Regions from separate parts of the Homo sapiens genome. Here regions 1, 3, 4, 5 and 6 are each linked to region 2. Evidence: chromatin contacts called from ENCODE Hi-C or POLR2A ChIA-PET data. All regions are on one chromosome and are shown on one strand. The core of a region is the stretch at or near the end of the contact, and the rest is flanking DNA. Distances in the headings are between cores, read along the strand shown.

The links. Hi-C counts contacts between places; a loop is a spot of excess contacts on that map. ChIA-PET counts read pairs that join two places held with the same protein, here RNA polymerase II (POLR2A). Pooled maps may share reads with other maps.
Region 1: a loop to region 2 is called in a map of naive thymus-derived CD4-positive, alpha-beta T cell, with 4 times the contacts of the local background. The contact joins the enhancer-like site here to the promoter of HES1 in region 2. A Hi-C loop is called at or near these places in 1 of 168 maps with a recorded cell type or tissue (naive thymus-derived CD4-positive, alpha-beta T cell), 5 of 37 single-sample maps with no recorded cell type and 12 of 50 pooled maps.
Region 3: a loop to region 2 is called in a pooled map, with 10 times the contacts of the local background. The contact joins the promoter of TNK2 here to the promoter of HES1 in region 2. A Hi-C loop is called at or near these places in 1 of 168 maps with a recorded cell type or tissue (ascending aorta), 4 of 37 single-sample maps with no recorded cell type and 8 of 50 pooled maps. POLR2A ChIA-PET finds 5 or more read pairs at or near these places in 1 of 52 experiments (B cell).
Region 4: a loop to region 2 is called in a pooled map, with 8 times the contacts of the local background. The contact joins the promoter of PPP1R2 here to the promoter of HES1 in region 2. A Hi-C loop is called at or near these places in 1 of 168 maps with a recorded cell type or tissue (HepG2), 3 of 37 single-sample maps with no recorded cell type and 11 of 50 pooled maps.
Region 5: a loop to region 2 is called in a map of gastrocnemius medialis, with 17 times the contacts of the local background. The contact joins the promoter of MB21D2 here to the promoter of HES1 in region 2. A Hi-C loop is called at or near these places in 1 of 168 maps with a recorded cell type or tissue (gastrocnemius medialis), 2 of 37 single-sample maps with no recorded cell type and 10 of 50 pooled maps. POLR2A ChIA-PET finds 5 or more read pairs at or near these places in 1 of 52 experiments (Panc1).
Region 6: a pooled map shows a loop between it and region 2 (4-fold over the local background). The contact joins the enhancer-like site here to the promoter of HES1 in region 2. A Hi-C loop is called at or near these places in 1 of 37 single-sample maps with no recorded cell type and 3 of 50 pooled maps. POLR2A ChIA-PET finds 5 or more read pairs at or near these places in 1 of 52 experiments (IMR-90).

The regions. Positions count from the first base shown.
Region 1 is chr3:192,898,370-192,901,352 of GRCh38, reverse strand. The region is part of intron 1 of MB21D2 (Mab-21 domain containing 2); the gene reads left to right. Among named protein-coding and RNA genes, the nearest start is that of MB21D2, 18 kb to the left of the region's middle. Within about 2 kb of position 1,497, at least 5 of the 41 ENCODE cell types and tissues checked have a DNase peak (open chromatin) inside an H3K27ac peak, as active enhancers do.
Region 2 is chr3:194,134,832-194,137,794 of GRCh38, reverse strand. HES1 (hes family bHLH transcription factor 1) reads right to left here and starts at 1,647. Exons shown (of 4, transcript NM_005524.4): 1 at 1,307-1,647; 2 at 1,083-1,178; 3 at 747-834; 4 at 1-112. The coding sequence starts at 1,414. RefSeq lists enhancers at 1,521-1,680, 490-1,689 and a silencer at 2,680-2,963.
Region 3 is chr3:195,907,222-195,910,018 of GRCh38, reverse strand. TNK2 (tyrosine kinase non receptor 2) reads left to right here and starts at 1,468. Exons shown (of 16, transcript NM_001382273.1): 1 at 1,468-1,534. TNK2-AS1 (TNK2 antisense RNA 1) reads right to left here and starts at 1,943. Exons shown (of 2, transcript NR_145450.1): 1 at 1,241-1,943; 2 at 1-154. RefSeq lists silencers at 65-714, 765-954, 1,005-1,254.
Region 4 is chr3:195,541,978-195,544,980 of GRCh38, reverse strand. It overlaps PPP1R2 (protein phosphatase 1 regulatory inhibitor subunit 2), which reads left to right and starts at 1,656. Exons shown (of 6, transcript NM_006241.8): 1 at 1,656-2,077. The coding sequence starts at 1,956. RefSeq lists a silencer at 1,445-1,684.
Region 5 is chr3:192,916,535-192,919,234 of GRCh38, reverse strand. It overlaps MB21D2 (Mab-21 domain containing 2), which reads left to right and starts at 1,379. Exons shown (of 2, transcript NM_178496.4): 1 at 1,379-1,605. The coding sequence starts at 1,395. RefSeq lists a silencer at 1,074-1,433 and an enhancer at 2,084-2,413.
Region 6 is chr3:192,849,530-192,852,229 of GRCh38, reverse strand. All of the region lies in intron 1 of MB21D2 (Mab-21 domain containing 2), which reads left to right. Among named protein-coding and RNA genes, the nearest start is that of MB21D2, 67 kb to the left of the region's middle. RefSeq lists enhancers at 1,068-1,117, 1,148-1,197. Within about 2 kb of position 1,394, at least 6 of the 41 ENCODE cell types and tissues checked have a DNase peak (open chromatin) inside an H3K27ac peak, as active enhancers do.

The sequences.
Region 1 (2,983 bases), core at 248-2,747, 1.2 Mb after region 2:
CGTGATCTGCCCGCCTCGGCCTCCCAAAGTGCTGGGATTGAAGGCATGAGCCACCGCTCCCGGCCGCAATAAAGTCTCAACAGGAATGGAAACATTCATTTCTCTATGGAATAGTGAACTATCTGGACAATGTAGAACCTCATAGGAAACAATTTAAAAATCTCTGTTTCTTGGGGAAGAGGATTGATGGGAAATGATCCACCTAATGTCTCTGTGTCATCCAAGACCAACCAACCCTGGCTCCATCCTCTCTGCCATCTCGGGCCGTTCACCTGGGTATTATCTCTGCCTTCTCCATCTGTAGTTATTTTTCAGTACTGTTTCCTTCCTGAAGCATTCATACATCCATCCTTCATCAGTTTCTTCAACAGAGGCCTTGGAGACCTTTGTGCAACAAGTCTTTTTTTTTTTTGAGACAGAGTCTCGCTCTGTCACCCAGGCTGGAGTGCAGTGGCGCGATCTCAGCTCACCATAGCCTCTGCCTCCGGGGTTCAAGTGATTCTCCTGCCTCAGCCTCCCGAGTAGGTGGGACTACAGGCGGGCGCCGCCATACCTGGCTAATTTTTGTATTTTTAGTAGAGACAGGGTTTCACCATGTTGGCCAGGCTTGTCTCGAACTCCTGACCTCGTGCTCTGCTCGCCTCGGCCTCCTAAAGTGCTGGGATTACAGGCGTGAGCCACCGCGCCCGGCCTGTGCAACAAGTCTTCTATGGGGCCATAGGAATACAATAGGGAGCAAATCTTCATGTTACTTATACAGTCTTAGGAGATGGGCAAAGAAAAAAAAAAGAAGCTTTACAGATTATGATCAATACCCTAAACGAAAAAACCAGCCAAACCAGAACATGGTGCTGTGACTTGGCATTCTTCTCCAACTTGACCCTGTTGACCATTCTTGTCCCTTTTAAATGCTTTCCTCCCTTGGCTTTCATGACAACGTATTCTTTTTGATTTTCTCCTTTTTCTCCATCCCTGTGTAAAGGATGGATTTGTCCAACCCTTGGTGACTGCTTTTCTCTTTTCTCCCCTCAACACTTTCTGTGATTTTTTTTTTTTTTTTTTTTTTTTGAGACAGAGTCTTGCTCTGTCACCCAGGCTGGAGTGCAGTGACAGTGATCTTGGCTCACTGCAAGCTCCGCCTCCCGGGTTCACACCATTCTCCTGCTTCAGCCTCCTGAGTAGCTGGGACTACAGGCGCCCGCCACGACGCCTGGCTAATTTTTTGTATTTTTAGTAGAGACGGGGTTTCACTGTGTTAGCCAGGATGGTCTCGATCTCCTGACCTCGTGATCCGCCCGCCTCAGCCTCCCAAAGTGCTGGGATTACAGGCGTGAGCCACTGTGCCTGGCCTCTGTAATCTATCTTAAAGTGCCAGTCTCTGTCTCCCAAGCCTGTGTTCCAGCTCAGACCTCTTGACTGCCTCTTTGACAATTCTACTTGGATGACTCAAAGGTGACATAAGGTCAGTGTTTAAAGTGAATTTATCTGTGCCCCAAACCTGCTTCTTCTCAGTCAGCCACACTACCACACACGAGGTGCCCAAGACACTAACTTGGCAGCCATCCTGGGCTTCTCCCTACCCCAGAGCTGAAGAGGAAATGAGGCCTGTCAATTCTGCTACCTTTTTTGGACTATGTTTTCTTCTCTCCATTCCGTCACCATAGGCCAGGCCACTACCATCTGTCTCATGGATTGTTGTAATAATCTCACTGGGATTTTGCTTCCAGTCTTGCATCCTTTCAAGCCCTTCTCCATGCTGAGTCATCCTTTAAGTACGCCTGAACCCATTATGGGCATCCCATTCTCTTTTATTTATTTATTTATTTTTGAGAGTCTTGCTCTGTCACCCAGGCTGGAGTGCAGTGGCGTGATCTCGGTTCCCTGCAACCTCCACTTCCTGGGTTCAAGTGATTCTCCTGCCTCAGCCTCCCAAGTAGCTGGGATTACAGGCGTCCGCCACCATGCCTGGCTAATTATTGTATTTTTAGTAGAGACGGGGTTTCACCATGTTAGTCAGGCTGGTCTCGAACTCCTGACCTCAAGTGATCCGCCCACCTCAGCTTCCCAAAGTGCTGGGATTATAGGCATGAGCCACCGCGCCTGGCTGTTCAAACTCCTTAGCCTGTTCTACAAGGTTCTTGGAAACCCAGCTCCAGCCCACATCTCTAGCTTCCTCTCCTATAACCACTTCCGTTTTACCATGTATTTCTTGTATGCCTGCTATGAGATAGGCACCATGTGAGGTACTGGCCTTGCATTATATGTTAAGGTAAAGACACAAACATTCTGAACATGTTTAGAGGGCCTCAGTGCTCTTTTTCCTGTTGCCTCTTCATCCACACACTGAACTCTCAGAAGCTCTTACTCTCATTTCAACCACGTTGGCCTTTCAGTTCTTTGAAAATAGCACATCCTCCTGCCCACAGAGGCCTTTGATGGAAAGCCCCATCTCTCTCATCCCACTTAACTCTTACTGATCCGTGAGATCTCAGCTCTGTCAAATCTCCACTTCTTGGGGAGGCCTTTTGGGCCAGCCTAGAACAGGTCAAATTTTTCCCTGGCCTTCTAGCGTCACAGGTTTCTTAGTTGCACCAGTCGGTTATGAATTTGCAATTGTTTGTGCTTAATGTCTGGTATTTTACACTGCCATAGAAACTCAATGATGGCCTTTTGTGTATCTGTTTCTGTCTTTTTTTTAATTGCCTGAAAAGCAGATCAACAAATATTGCTGGTATCGTTGGCTATTTTACCTTCGTTCTTGAACTTGGGCAATTGGGTGGTTCACCATTCATGATGAGGCACTAAGATGGCTGTGTGTGTTCTGAGCTTTAAGTATATACCTTGATGTGTTTTGGGAACTTATCTTTCCTTCCTAGTCTCCCACCTCTTTGTAGCATATAATCATGAAATTATAAGACTGACATCTTTTGAAATTGTCTAGTCCAGTTATTCCCAACCTTTTCTAAATATGAGAATTTCTTTT
Region 2 (2,963 bases), core at 398-2,897:
ACCTCGGTATTAACGCCCTCGCACGTGGACAGGAAGCGGGTCACCTCGTTCATGCACTCGCTGAAGCCGGCTCGGTACTTCCCCAGCACACTTGGGTCTGTGCTCAGCGCAGCTGCGGGCCAGAAAGAGACAGACGGGTCACCGAACGGCCCTGGCCCCGTGGCCACTGCCTCCGCCCTGGGAGGTCCCTGTGGCGCGCCTCCCTGACCATGCGCCCGTGAAACTGCCTCCGGCAGGGAGGGTGAGATGGGTTTAGAAAAAACCAGCCACCTCTCCACACTAGCGTTGCTGCCAAAAGCCGAGCCACTCCTTCCCGATTCCCTGTAGCTGCATTTAAACCTATCTCAGCCCCAGATCTGTCACCCCCACCCCCGCGCGCGATGTGACCTTGGACAATGCCTCCCAATCCATCATCCAAGCCTCATTTCCCCTTCTGCAACGGGAAGGAGTGCTAAACCAGTGACCCCCAGGCTCCACGCAGTTCCAAACCGCCACAGTCCTAAGTCCTTTCGCCCCTACCCGGCGCCCGCCACCCTCGCGGCTGCAACCTCTTTCCCTCCCTTTCCGGAACAGTAACAACTTGGAGTTGTGGCTATAAATAAGCCCCAGACCGTGGGAACGCAAGAGTGAGCCAAGGCAGTAAAATGTAGCTGAATGCCTCTCACAACCACGGGCGGAAGTCTGGAAGAAATCACCGCGAGGCGAGCGGGACGCCCGCACAGGGGGACGCGGCGAGCCGCCCTCACCCGTCATCTGCGCCCGCTGCAGGTTCCGGAGGTGCTTCACTGTCATTTCCAGAATGTCCGCCTTCTCCAGCTTGGAATGCCGCGAGCTCTGCATAGAGTAGGCAAGAAAGGAAAGTGAGCCCCGTGTCAGCTGCTTCAGAGTGCTGGGGGTCCCTCCTCCCGGCCACGGAGCGCAAGCATTATCTCTGGACCCCAGCGAATAAGGCCGGGCCCTCCCGCCTGGGAGAACGCAGTACCAGCGAGTGCCAGACCCCGCAGGGCGGGGGGTTTCACTCTTAGTAGCTGAGAAAGTGTTTGTTTTTTAATTAAAAGAGCGAGCAGCATTTCCCCACTTACATCTTTCTTCAGAGCATCCAAAATCAGTGTTTTCAGCTGGCTCAGACTTTCATTTATTCTTGCTCTTCGTCTTTTCTCCATAATAGGCTTTGATGACTGCAAATAAAAAAAAGAGTTCTGTGTTCCCATGGAATCTGCCATCCCGGGGTTTCAAGACAGAAAGAAGCCCCCCAACCCCTACTTAATTTTGAGGGGCTGCAAAGAGATACAGGTACCGCCCTTACCTTTCTGTGCTCAGATGCTGTCTTTGGTTTATCCGGTGTCGTGTTGACACTGGCTGGGGTAGCAGCCACCGGGGACGAGGAATTTTTCTCCATTATATCAGCTGGCATTTTCCTTTTTTTTTTTTTTTTATCTCTAGAGAATTTTATTTTTGGAGTTCTTCACGAAAAAGAATTTTTTGTTTGTGTCTCTTTTACTTGAGACTTTCACAAAACTACTGAGCAAGTGCTGAGGGTTTATTATATTTTGTGGCTACTTGGTGATCAGTAGCGCTGTTCCAGGACCAAGGAGAGAGGTAGACGGGGGATTCCGCTGTTATCAGCACCAGCTCCGGATCCTGTGTGATCCCTAGGCCCTGGCGGCCTCTATATATATCTGGGACTGCACGCGAACGGCTCGTGTGAAACTTCCCAAACTTTCTTTCCCACAGTAACTTTCAGCCAATGGGAGGAGGAGACACGCGGCACCGCTCGTGGACCGCGCCCCCCCATTGGCCGCCAGGCACAAGGTCTGGCGGCCAATGGCGCGCGCCTGAGCCCAGGGCACCGGAGGCTACAACGTCAATCAAAAGGATTTTAACCCTTTGCTACTCTCCCTCTGGGCTTTGGTTTAGAGATTTTTTTTTTCTTTCCGCTTTGGTCTTGATCTTGTCTATTTCTTTTGGAGCCAGGGTCTTTGCTCTTTATGCCCTCTCTCATATGTAACAGAGCTGCTTTGACTGTAGTAAGTTCATTTGAAACATATTTTTTTTAAAGGTATAAACAATAAAGAAAAAAACAGCAGTGGTTAAAAGGGGGCGGGGGGAGGGGGGGACGGGTGTAAGAATGTGAGTTACCGACACATCTAAAGTTCCCGCTCAGACTTTACATTCAGGAGGGTGAAAGTAGATGGTAAAGGAAAAGGGCCAAAAAAATTTTCCTGTTTCCATGCAGAAAAAGGAAAAATTGCCTTCTACCTCACAAATGCAGGTTTTTCGGAGCAAGGTAGTTCTTGAATCCCACCCCCACCCCGTCTTTCAGAAATTCCTCGTTTGGATTTGGGGCCTTAGACCCCGGGCTTCCCCAGGAAACAATCAGAATAATTTCCAACTGGGTGGAAGGAAACGGTATTTCAAATGAAAAAATGAACAAGGGGGGCTCCGAGGGCAATGACTCAGGGACTCGCGCCCTCCTTCACCACCCTTTCCCTTTTCATCCGTAGGCTTTAGGTTCTGCGGCGCGTTGAGGTGGCGGGCAAGGAAGCAGCCTCTCCCTCCTCGCCCCGCGGGCGGCCTCGGCCCCCGGCGCCCGCGGGCCCTTTAAGAGCTACACCAGCCGAGCTGCAGTTTGACATCAGCCGGCCGGCGTGGGCGCGCCTGGAGCCGGAGCACGTGCCAGGATGTTTTATTGCCGCCGCGGCTGCGGCCGGGCCGGGAGGATGTGTGTGTGCGTGCGTGTGTGAGTGAGTGTGTGTGCGCGCGCCCCGGGGGCAGGGAGGCGGGGGGCGGCGACGGGCGGCGGAGAGCGGGGGCCGGTTCCTGGTCCCCGGGAGAAGCCAAGAAGGTAAATAGCAGCTGCTGTGCTCGAGCCTGGGAAAACCCCGCCCCCTGCGCCTGGCCCGGGCTCATTGGCGCGCGCTGCGTGTGGGGGGTGTGTGTGTGTGTGTGTCCGGGGCCCCCTC
Region 3 (2,797 bases), core at 219-2,718, 1.8 Mb before region 2:
CTACTCGGAATGAGAGACCTGTTCCGGCGCTCCTCCATTGCGCCCCTCGACTCGGCGGGACTTCTTCACCCAGGGCGCCACCGCTCCTCGGCACCGCAGGAAGGCGCAGGCCGGGCCCGGGGGAGTCGGGGAGAGCGGGGTAGGGCCCCGGAGGCTGGGGGAGGAGCCGGGGGAGGAGCGATGAGGCCGGGCCCTTTAAGAGGGCGGGCCGACTCCCCCCCACCCCCCACCCCGGGGCGGCGCAGGCGCAGGCGCAGGCGGGCTCGGGGCGCTCGGCAGGAGGGACGGCGGGCGGGCGCTCACCTGCGGGGGCCGGCGCGGGGCGGGCGCCCGGCGGGCCGACGTTGACGCCCGGAGGCGAGGGCGGGGAGGCGGGCGCGGGACTCGGGGGCGGCCCGGGGCGGGAGGGGAGGGCCGGGGCGGGCGGGCGGTGTGAGCGGGCGCCGAGGGCAGCACCATCTGGAGGGGTGGGAGCGCGCGGCCTCTGGGGGGCAAGCGAGTGCGCTGGGCCGAGCCGGTCGGGGGCCCCCGGCGGGTCGCGCAGGAGGAGCGCGGCGGGCTGAGCCCTGCGCTGCCGGAGCAGCAGCCGCAGCGCGTAGGGGTTCTCAGCTGGGGCCCGCAGCAGCTCCGCGGGCTGAAGCTCGGCGTGGAGGAGCGGGGCGGGGTGGGCCCGGCGGTGCAGGAGGAGGGCGGGGTGGGCCCGGGGCTGCAGGAGCGCGGCGGCCGCGGCCACGAGCCCAGCCGGGGGGTGGTGTGGGGGCCGCCGGACGGCGCGGGCTGGGGGCGCCCGCCGTGGTGGACGGGCTCGGCGGGCTGGCCTGTGGCGCAGGAGGAGGGGCTGGGGCCCCGCGGGCAGCACCAGGAGAAGGGCGGAGGCAGCCCCGCAGTGCAGGAGCGCGGCGAGGCCCGGGCCGGGGTGCAGGAGCGCGGGGAGGGGAGCCCGCGGAGGCTGCTGCAGCAGCCCGAACCGGCGTCCGAGTCCGGGGAAGGCCCCCGCGAGCGCAGGGAGGGGCCGGAAAGTTCCGGCGAACTGGGGGAGCGGCAGTGGGAGAGCGTCGGGCGGGAGGCGGTGGTCCTGGGAGCGGCCCCGGCGCCCCGAAGCCGCCCCGAGCTGGTGGGGAGGGCCCGGCCGGTGGGGCCCCGGGGGCCTGCGGGGGAGGGGCGCCTGGGGGTGCAAGAGGCGAATTGGCTGCCCGGGGTGCAGGAGGGACAGGTGGTGCGGGCTGTCCAGGAAACCTACCTGAACGGGAAGGAGCCCCAGGAGGGAGAGGGACCCGGCGAGGGGCTCAGGACCCGGAGGCGCCGGCGGAGGAGGAGGTGGTGACTGGCAGGCCCGGGCCCCACGGTACCTCCGGGGCTGAAGGGGACGCAGGATGTAGGGGCATGGGGAGTCGGGCGCAGAAGAGTGCGGGGAACCGCTGAGCTCTGGGAGCCACTGCCTGAGGGCAGGCCGCGGCCGGCGGGAACCTCTTCTGCCGTCTCAGCCTGGGCGTCGCTGAAGCTGTGTCTGCGGGGAGGCAGCGGAAGGCGGCAGGTAAGGAAGCCCAGTCCTGTTAGCTGGAGTTGGTGTGCTTGGAAGTGAGAGGCTGCAGGTCCCTGGCGAGAGCGTAGACTCCACACTGCCCTCGTTCTTTTGGCCTTTCATCCCTGGAGGGAGGAAGCAGTGCAGTTTTCAGCGGCAAGGCAGGACCTCTCCCCCGCCAGTACTGTGTATGGTAATTGGAGTGATAGGGCATCTTCTTAGAGTCTAGGCAGCAGGCGGGACGTCTGGGTGGCTGCCAGGTCTGTGCAGAGGGAAGAGAGGGGTAGCCCCAGGGAGGAGCTGCAGGACGGTCCCCCCTCCACCTGCCCCCCGATGGCAGTAGGGGTGCCTCCATGCTATATGCTCTGCATGGTGCAGTCAACACACAAGTCCTCAAAACACGTCCCACAGAAGGGAAGAGGGCAGCGTGGGATTAACAGAACCTTATCTTGTAACCCTGTTGGTCACGTGAGCTGAGATGAGTGTGACAGCTAGTGGCTTGGGTACGGCACGAGCCTGGCCCGCTTCTGCCACGCCGTCCTGTCACAGCTGATTTACCCTGAGGGCCCAGAGCCAAGGATGATTAGTGGGCGGAAGGAGGGAGAGCAACTGGTGAGCCCTCTCGTCTCTGGGTGGGACGACCCAGCGTTAGAGGGGCGGGAGAGGAGGGTGCACTTGCACCCCAGGGCTCTGGGCTGCCTCTGTGGCCCCACCCTGGGGAGGTTTGCAGATGGGCCGCTGTGGTATCATGGGCTCTGCACCTGTCAGGACAGGAGCTCCCAGCCCAGTCTAGAGGTAGGGCTTGTAGGGGCCAAGGGTGGGGGCTGTATTTGGCTTGTTGACTCCCTCGTGGCCTGAGTGCCAGACCTACTCATTCCGCCTCGTGCCCCCAGGGGGCTTGGCGGGCTGCTTGTGGGCCTTACTCTCCTAGAGCTGTTCGCCTCTTACCTGGCACTGTCAGGTGCTTGCTTCCCCTGCCCCTGGGTGGGGATGGGTGCAGGGTTGCTGCTTGCCCAGGGCCTTAGCTAGAGGACCCTCCTCTGCCCCAGCCCGAGGTGTGGCTGTGAGTCAGATGGACCCAGACCCCTGTCCCGAACCAGACTGGGTGCTCTCCTCTGGGGGCAGAGGGAGTGGTGCTGGAGGTAGCAGCTGCTGGAGGAGCCGGTTAGCCCGCTCCTCAGACAAACTCAAACCCGCCTGTCAGCTTCATCCCATGCCTGTCGCGCTGCCACCCAAACACTCATGCACCGGAAGTTCAGCTGCTGTGCCCACGGT
Region 4 (3,003 bases), core at 407-2,906, 1.4 Mb before region 2:
GGAAGGGAAGGGAGGTGGCCATCCTGCTTCCCCTCGCTGAGAACCCTCTCTCTCTGCTCCATGGGCTGGACAGGGCTGTCAGGGTGTAATGTTAGATCCACTGAGCAGTCCTGGCCTGGGAGGGAGAGACGGCACCAGTGGATATTTGACTGGGAACAAAGGTGGGGACAGTGCCAACAGTGACTGTGCAGGCCCCTGGCTGAGGCAAATCCCTGGGGAACACATTCCACTCTGTGACCAGCAACCCTGTTTCCCTTCTCCCCTTCCAGCTCACTTCCCCTCCATTATCTCCATCCACATCCATTCCCATACTGAGGCCCTGTTCTGTGCCAGGAACTCATCTAGGAGCTAGGGGCTCGGGGCCAGACGATAAAAACAATCGTTTTCAGAACCCTACAGTCATCCCTGAGGGGCAGAGTCCTAAGGACACAGAACAGGGTCATCCTCAAAAGGCACAGAGCCTGTGTTAAAGAAGATGAGACTGTGGTCCAGAGATGAGCCATGGGAGTGAAACTGCTGCTATAGGGGCTAGATAGGGGAAAACGCTTCCTCTCACCCCCCACAGCAGTGGACAGACATTGCTGGGAGCGAGGTGTCAGCTCAATCTAAGAACTCCCAGAGTCAGAGCTGTCCAAAAACAAAATGAGTTACACGGGGGTGTGGCGGGCTTCTAGCCCCTGGGGTTGTTGGAGAAACAGGCTGAATAGCCACCTTATGGGCCTGCTTGACAAGGTCCCTTCCAGGACCAGTGGTCTGTGAATCCGCAGGGGCTGGTCCACCGGAGGGGCCAGTTCTGGGTGGCTCAGTCTGCTGTGCTCTAACCTGTGGTGAGGACGATAAAAAGGCCTGATCAAGAAAGAGTCATGGAAAAGAGCCTGGTGATGAGCGAGCTGCGGACTGGACTTGGGAGAGGGAGGGAAGGGAGTGTACAGGGACCATAACAAATACCACACACGAGGTGGCTTTAAGCAATGGAAATGGGCTCTCCGTTCTGCAGGCTTGAAGTCCACATCAACCTGCGGCAGAGTTGGTTCCCTCTGTGGGGGGAACCTGTCGCGGCCTCTGCGGGCCCAGGAGGTCCTTGGCTGGGAGATGTGTCCCTGCCGCCCTCCCGTCTCCTGCGCTCTCTGCCTAGACGGGTTGTGCGACGGCGGGGGTCGCTGCCCGTCTGTCCGTCGGCTTCTCCAGCGGTAAAAGGAGGTGAGGCGATTCCAATGCAGACATTCTATGATTTCATAATAGGCCTCTAAGGACCACTCCAATGCTGGCAGTCCATGCTTTTATAATAGGCAGTTCGGCTGTTTACACGGGCGAAATGGAAAGAGGAGATACCCGTTTTCTTCAAGTCAGCTAACCTCTCTGCGGAGTGACGTCACCTCGAGTCTCAGTCTGCTGATCTAAAAAATAAAAATAACACTACGGCCTCACAAGGTGGTGGGACGAGGGTGCTCGAGAGACGCGCGGGTCCGGGAAGCAGCAAGCCCGGGCGCTCTCCCGCAGGTTCTCAGAGACAGCTCCCGCCTCCCAGCGCCGCGCGGGGGCGGGGCGAGCAGCCCGGGCGGGACGGAGGGGGCGGGGCGAGGAGGTCGGCTTTGTTCTCGCCCCGCCCTCTCCCCGCCTCCTCCCTAGATATCGCGAGAGGGCGGGTCCGCTTGGCTTCGGCGTCGCGTCGCTCCTGCGCTGGAGCTCTAGGCCGGCGTCTCTCCGCGAGCCGCGGGTCAAGTGCCAGTGGCTAAGGGTGCGCGAGTAGCCGCCACCCGTTCGGCGTTGGCTCTGGCGTCGGGGTCGTTGTGTCGTGACAACCGCTGCGGTAGCCGTTTCCGAGGCAGCAGTTGCGGCCGCTTTAGCCCTGAGCGGGATCTGCGGCTGCCTGCGAGTCTCTGCTGTGCCGACCCTTCTCTTCGCGGACCCCACGCCAAGCAGCGACCCTGAGCCGACAGCCGGAGCGCCCGGCAATGGCGGCCTCGACGGCCTCGCACCGGCCCATCAAGGGGATCTTGAAGAACAAGACCTCTACGACTTCCTCTATGGTGGCGTCGGCCGAACAGCCCCGCGGGAATGTCGACGAGGAGCTGAGGTGAGCGCTGGGAGGGACGGCCTGGGAGCCCCTCCTTCCCGCCGGGCCCGTTACCTACCCAGACCCCAGGGGCGGGCGGGCGGCGTGGATGCGGCTCGGGTGCCGCTCGAGTCTCTTCTCCTGCCCGGCTAGCCGCGGGTGGGAGCGATCTTTAAGAAGGCTGGGCGATGACGTTTATCATGCTTCCTTTTTTTTTTTTAAGCATTTGGGCATATATAATATTTTTAAACATCATCTTTGAACTTTCTGTAATCGGGAACATCAAAGAATGAAATTGAAGCTTCAGATCTTCGACTGTTAAGCTTTTACTATTTCTTAACCTCATCTCTGAGGTATCTAAAATTCTTCGATAATTACAGTGTATTTTCTTGCTTTGGGAACCCTTTAAGATCTAGTCTCAAGCTAATAGGCGATCCGTCAAAGAAGAGACCATTTCCCCCATTAGCATTGTGCCACACTGTATTTCTGCATCTGCAACCAGAGTTTTGGGTGCTTTCTAGTTTTTGTTCCTGTTCAGAGATAGATCTAAGCTCAAAACAGTTCAAAGAGGAGCAACTTGAAATGACCCAGTGGTAATTTAGTTGCTCTTGCATACGCTAAAGATACACATGTAAAAAGTTGTTGACCTGAGCATTGTATGTAATATTTATAATATAATTGGAAACGACCGGAAGTCCATTAGTAAGAGCTGGTGAAATATTAATTACGGTACGTTTGTATAATGGAACAATATACTAGCCTTTAAAAAAAGAAAGGTAGGCGTTTATGCACGGAGAAAATGTTGCAGTACAGTATCTGTAGTGGGTTAGAAGTGCACGGGGGCTTGGGCGTTGCAAGATACTAAAAATAGAAGGACTCTACTTTCTGAAAATAAGGCTTAAGAAAAGTTACCATTGAAATTGGTAGTCAGAAGCTAAAATGAGGAT
Region 5 (2,700 bases), core at 130-2,629, 1.2 Mb after region 2:
TAACAAAACAATTTGTATTCTTGGCCATGAGAACTCGGGTAAGAAAGTGAAACAGACCTGATCTAAATCAGGGACTGTGGGATAGAGAAGAGAGATTTTGGAGAATTAGGGAGGAAGATAACCTATGTTTCTCACAGCCAATGGGCCTCCTAAGTGTTTGAATGATACACCCCATAAACACTAAAACCACCTCTGAGACTCTATTCTGCCTAAAGGACTATGACTTAGATTGAACCTGCCTTGTCATGTAAGCCTAACTCCATGGTAGGAGCCATGTCTTTTGGTTATCACTGTCACATTCTGTCACTCCATCTGGCAAATGGTGCGTACTCAAATTTTATCTGTTGAATGAGAAAATTTTCATCTTGTCATCCAACATTTCTTGGAACCTGGGGCAATACATTGTTTCCCCTCTCCCACACCCACACTTCAGTTTCCCTATCTTTATATTAGAGTAGGTTGAATCTCATTAACTCATTATATGTTAAGATAAATAAGCTGTTATTCAGGTCATTAATTACCTTGGGCAAAGGTAGGGATATCTAGGGGTTAGTGGGAGTGCCAATACTGGGTTAGATGTGGACCCTCTTTTTTTATACGCTCAATCCTATCATCTTGGCAATCCAAGAGGAAAAGGGTAGAAGACAGGTTTCATATTCCTTAAGGCAGTTTCCTTTACTATTTAAAGGTATTGGAGTTCTTGGGATAGAGAGGTAAACGCGCACAGAGATGTCCTCCCCCAGGACACCGCCCTTAAAATCAAACGGAGGAAGACTTTCTTCTCCTTGAATGCGCTTGGCAAACCCTGCCCAGAAAGGGGATGGGGGGACGGCCGTGGAGGTGGAGAAAGAATGCATCCACACCTCGCGCGTCTTCCCAAGTACGGATTGGCAAGTGGTATATGCGTGCAGACCTCTGTCATTTATTTATTTTCCTTTCCACTGGGTGCGCTGTCCCTTTAAATGGAGACGCTGGTGCTGGCTCCGTAACACCGGAGCCGGCAGCTTGTTGATTTCAGAGCTGGTGAATTTCACATTGTTTCCACTTCACTTTCCTCGCCCGGGGGAGGCTCCAGTTGGCTCTACGACCGCCGTTGCCGCTGCCAGAGAGGGCCAGGGCAGGGCAGGGACGCGCAGCATCGGGGCGGGCGTGGGGCCGGAGAAAAGGGTGTCGGGGCCACACACGCACCCTCGCTGCAGTCCAGCTCCTCCCGAAGCTCGCACGCCCAGAGCGCACGGAGCGGGGGACTGCCCGCCCAGACGCCCGCCCGCCAACCCGCCCACGAGCCGGGGCCAAAGCCTGGGAGCCTGCGAGGGGAGGAGGCCCAGGGGGGCGGGGTGGGGGGCGGGGGTGGGTGCCGCGCTGCCGCGGAGCTGCTACTCGGCGCGTTTTGCATGAAGATGGCGGCTCCCACCGCCAACAAGGCAGCCTCCCTGGGCTGTAACAACAAGCCTGCGTTCCCGGAGCTGGATTTCAGGTCGGGAGCTCGGGTGGAGGAATTGAACAAACTCATCCAAGAATTTACGAAGCACGACCAGCGGGAATACGACGACCAGAGAGCGCTGGAGATTCACACAGCCAAGGATTTCATCTTTTCCATGCTGGGTAAGGAGGAAAAAGGGGGAGGTGTGTGTGCGTGTGTGTGTGTGATGGGAAGCGGAGTAGAAAACCCATTGCCGCTTCTCGACCTCTTCCCTTCTGGGTTGCCTTCCCGAGCCGGTGCCTTGGGTATAAGCCATCTCTGTTCCGCCTCTCTCTTCTTTCTCCGCCGAAAGCCGAGCTGCCTGCCCTCCCCTCCTTACTATACTTTACGCCGGGTCTCCCTTTCCCCCTGTTCGCTTGCTCTTTTGTTAATTTCTCCGCCACCTGGGGCTGGCAGGCAGGTGAGGCGTTCGCGGTGAAGCGTTGCACTGTTGGGGGAAGCCCCTGGAAGCGAGTGCAGTCCAGGTGAGCCCCTGAGGTGCCTTCAGTTGAGGGATTTGGCTGCCGGAGGCAGGGACCTCCGCTTTCCCGACGCCGGCTCTTGGGTGCTCTCCCGAGCTTGGGAGCGGAGACGGCTCAGGGCTCTGGCTTGGCGCCCGAGCGACAAGTTGCTTCTGTCGTCTCGCGGCGCGGCGCTGTCATGCCGAGCCCCCGGTGGCCAAACTTGTTGGGTGTTCCCGAGTAACCCGCTGAAGTAGTCTAGGCGTCCGGAGTTCCTGCAACTTTGATTTGCAAATTGACTTCTCTTATGAAGCGATCGGAAGCATTTCCGGTGCTTCTTCAGGGCTCTCGCTGAGCTCGGAATTCTTAATTCCCAGCTCTTCCGTGACTAGGCGCGGAGCTCTGGCCGCAGAGGAGCGCCGGTTCCCTGCTCTTTGTGTATTGTCTTAGCGCTGGCCGAAAGAGGTGCCCAGAGTTTCCAACCGCGGAGACGTCGGGGGCTAGAAAATGTGTCCCCCACTCCCACCTCCAGCCCCTCACCTACGGCTCCTGAAACATGATTGAATGCTGTGTAAAGGAACATAATTGAGCCAGGCCCGGGAGACCGAGCCCACCCTCCCCAGGTGTCCTGCCGTTGGGATTATTGCTACTGAGGTGTAGTGTGAGTTTGCCAGGCGCCTGGGTTGTAACTTGCGGCTCCGCCAGCGGATCCGTGGCTGTCAAGCGGTGCGTGGCCGGCGGTCAACATTCCGAAGAACTGGTACTCCAGGGTAGCGC
Region 6 (2,700 bases), core at 145-2,644, 1.3 Mb after region 2:
CTGTGCATGCTGAGTGGTGTCTCTGAGTGTGAATCCTGGTGAAAGGATGAAGGAGGCATCTCGCCCCATATTTTCTCTCCCTGAACTGGTCTGTCTCAGTTCTGCTTTCTGATCATTTCCCCTGTTGGCAGAACCTGCCCTTGACCCTCAGCCACAGTGAGTCAGTGTACACTGGCACGACTCCAGATGCCTGGGGGATAAAACTTTGCCCAAGTTTGCCAATCATTCCTCGAAGCTGCCCAGTTGTTCTAGTCTTTGTTGATGTTTCCTAGAAAATTTTGGCTCCACATTTGTCATGGTTACTTAGTTTATTTGACAGCATGTCTTGCTTTGTGTTGGATACTTTAGAGGATACAGCAGTAAGACTTGGGCACTGTCTTGGAGTAGCTCAAAGAAGAGGAAGATAAATAATAATAACCTTTTAAAAATCGGCCAGGCATGCTGGCTTACGCCTGTGATCCCAGCACTTTGGGAGGCCGAGTCAGGGGGATCACTTGAGGTCAGGAGTTCAAGACCAGCCTGGCAAACATGGCAAAACCCTGTCTTTACTAAAAAAAAAATACAAAAATTAGCGGGATATGGCGGTGCATGCCCTTAATCCCATCTACTCTGGAGGCTGAGGCAGGAGAATCGCTTGAATCCGGGAGACGGAGGTTTCAGTGAGCCAAGATCGTGGCACTGCACTCCAGCCTGGGCAACAGAGTGAGACTCCATCTCCAAAAAAAAAAAAAAAAAAAACAGACAAAAAAAAAGTGTACAATTTAGTGGTTTTACTATATGTACAAAATTCACATTGATCACTCTCTAATTTTGGAATATTTTTATTGCCCCCAGAAGAAACCCCATACTCATTAGCAGTCACCTTCTACTCCCCACTCCCCAACAGCCCTTGGCAGACACAAATCTCCTTTCTGAATCTATGGATTTGCCTATTCTGGACATTTCATATAAATGGAATTGCATAATAGGTGGCCTTTTGTGTCTGGCTTTTTTGACTTAGCATAATGTTTTTAAGGTTATCCGTGTAACAATACTTCATTTCTTTTTATAGCTTAATTCTATTCTATGGTGTGGCTATACCTCATTTTGTTTATAGGAGCCATATCTTGAGTGTGTTCTATGTTCATTGTTCCATGAGCTTTACCTTTTAAATTCATTCGTCTTCATAATTACTTCATAGGTGCAATTACTATTGCCATATTGCCAGTAAAGAAGAAGGCATAGATAGGTAACACAGCTAACAATAAGTAGCAGAGCAAGCTTGGTTTAACTGCAGAGTCTGTGCTCTTAACCTTACTCTTCCCGCCACACACTGTGAGTCACAGGATAGAAGACATATTTAAAAATGAGTGTAAACGTGGGAGGAAGTTACAAAGGTCTTAAATGACTGTGGAGTTCAGTAGCTCAGAGTTGGGGGTGGCCTGTGGCGTGGGTGTCTGTTACAGTGTGCTGTACTTTGTCATTTGTACTGCCCTTCGGATTATGGTGCGCAGTGGATTTGAGGCATCACAGGGGATCTAGGCCGCAGGGAGACGGGACGGGGCTCCCAGTCCACTGACAGGTTTGCTCAGGGCTGATTCGGCAGCGTGCAGGGCTGAGCCTGAGGCCAAAGGTTTTCAGACGTGTATGTGTATCTGGGTGGGGCCTGGCCTGTGCAGGCAGGGACTTGATAGCAGGCACCTCTTTTCTGTGGAATGTGGAGAAGTACAAGCAAGTCTAACCATGCTGCCCGGCTCACCACACATGCGATGAATGACGGAATGAAGGAGAGATATGGTGGGTGGGTACTAGAGTTGAGAGCCTCGAACCTCAAGTTGCAGAGACCGTGCAGTGGCCTGCCTTGAGAGGTATACAGTCTGTCCACATCTCTGTTACTCTGCTGGAGCTTGCTGTCTAGATTCTACTAGGAGCTATCACCCAGGTTCTTTCCTTCAGTGTAGAGTCTGTCTCCTGGGAGATCAGAAGTCCCAGCTTAGTCTTTTCTTAGTGGAACCCCAGAAAATTGTTCTATGGGCCGGGCGCGGTGGCTCATGCCTGTAATCCTGGCACTTTGGGAGGCCGAGGCGGGTGGATCATAAGGTCAGGAGTTCAAGACCAGCCTGGCCAACATGGTGAAACCCCCTCTCTACTGAAAATGCAAAAAATTAGCCTGGTGTGGTGGCACGCGCCAGTAGTCCCAGCTACTCAGGAAGCTGAGGCAGGAGAATTGCTTGAATCCAGCAGGCAAAGGTTGCCGTGAGCCAAGATCGCACCACTGCACTCCGGCCTGGGTGACAGAGTGAGACTGTCTCGAAAAAAAAAAAAAAAGAAAATTTTTATATGACATGTTTCTGTCTCTGACAGTTTATTCACTCAGCAAACATTTATGAGGCTCTTCTGTGCCAGGAGTTGTTCTAGGTCCTTGGGACATATGAGTGAGCAATATATAATATAGAAAAGGACTTTTGCTGTCTTTATACTATTCTGCCAGGGCAAACAGAATAATAAGCAATAGACATAAATAAATATAGTTTTTTTTATTTAATAGAATAAGTGTCATGAAAAAAGGTTGAAGTAGAGCAAAGTAAAAAGGGATATAAAGTGGTTGAAATATTAAATAAAGTAAGACGGTGACAGCCGAGTGTGGTGTCTCACGCCAGTAATTCCAGCACTCTGGGAGGCCGAGGCAGGTAGATCACGAAGTCAGGAGTTCAAGACCAG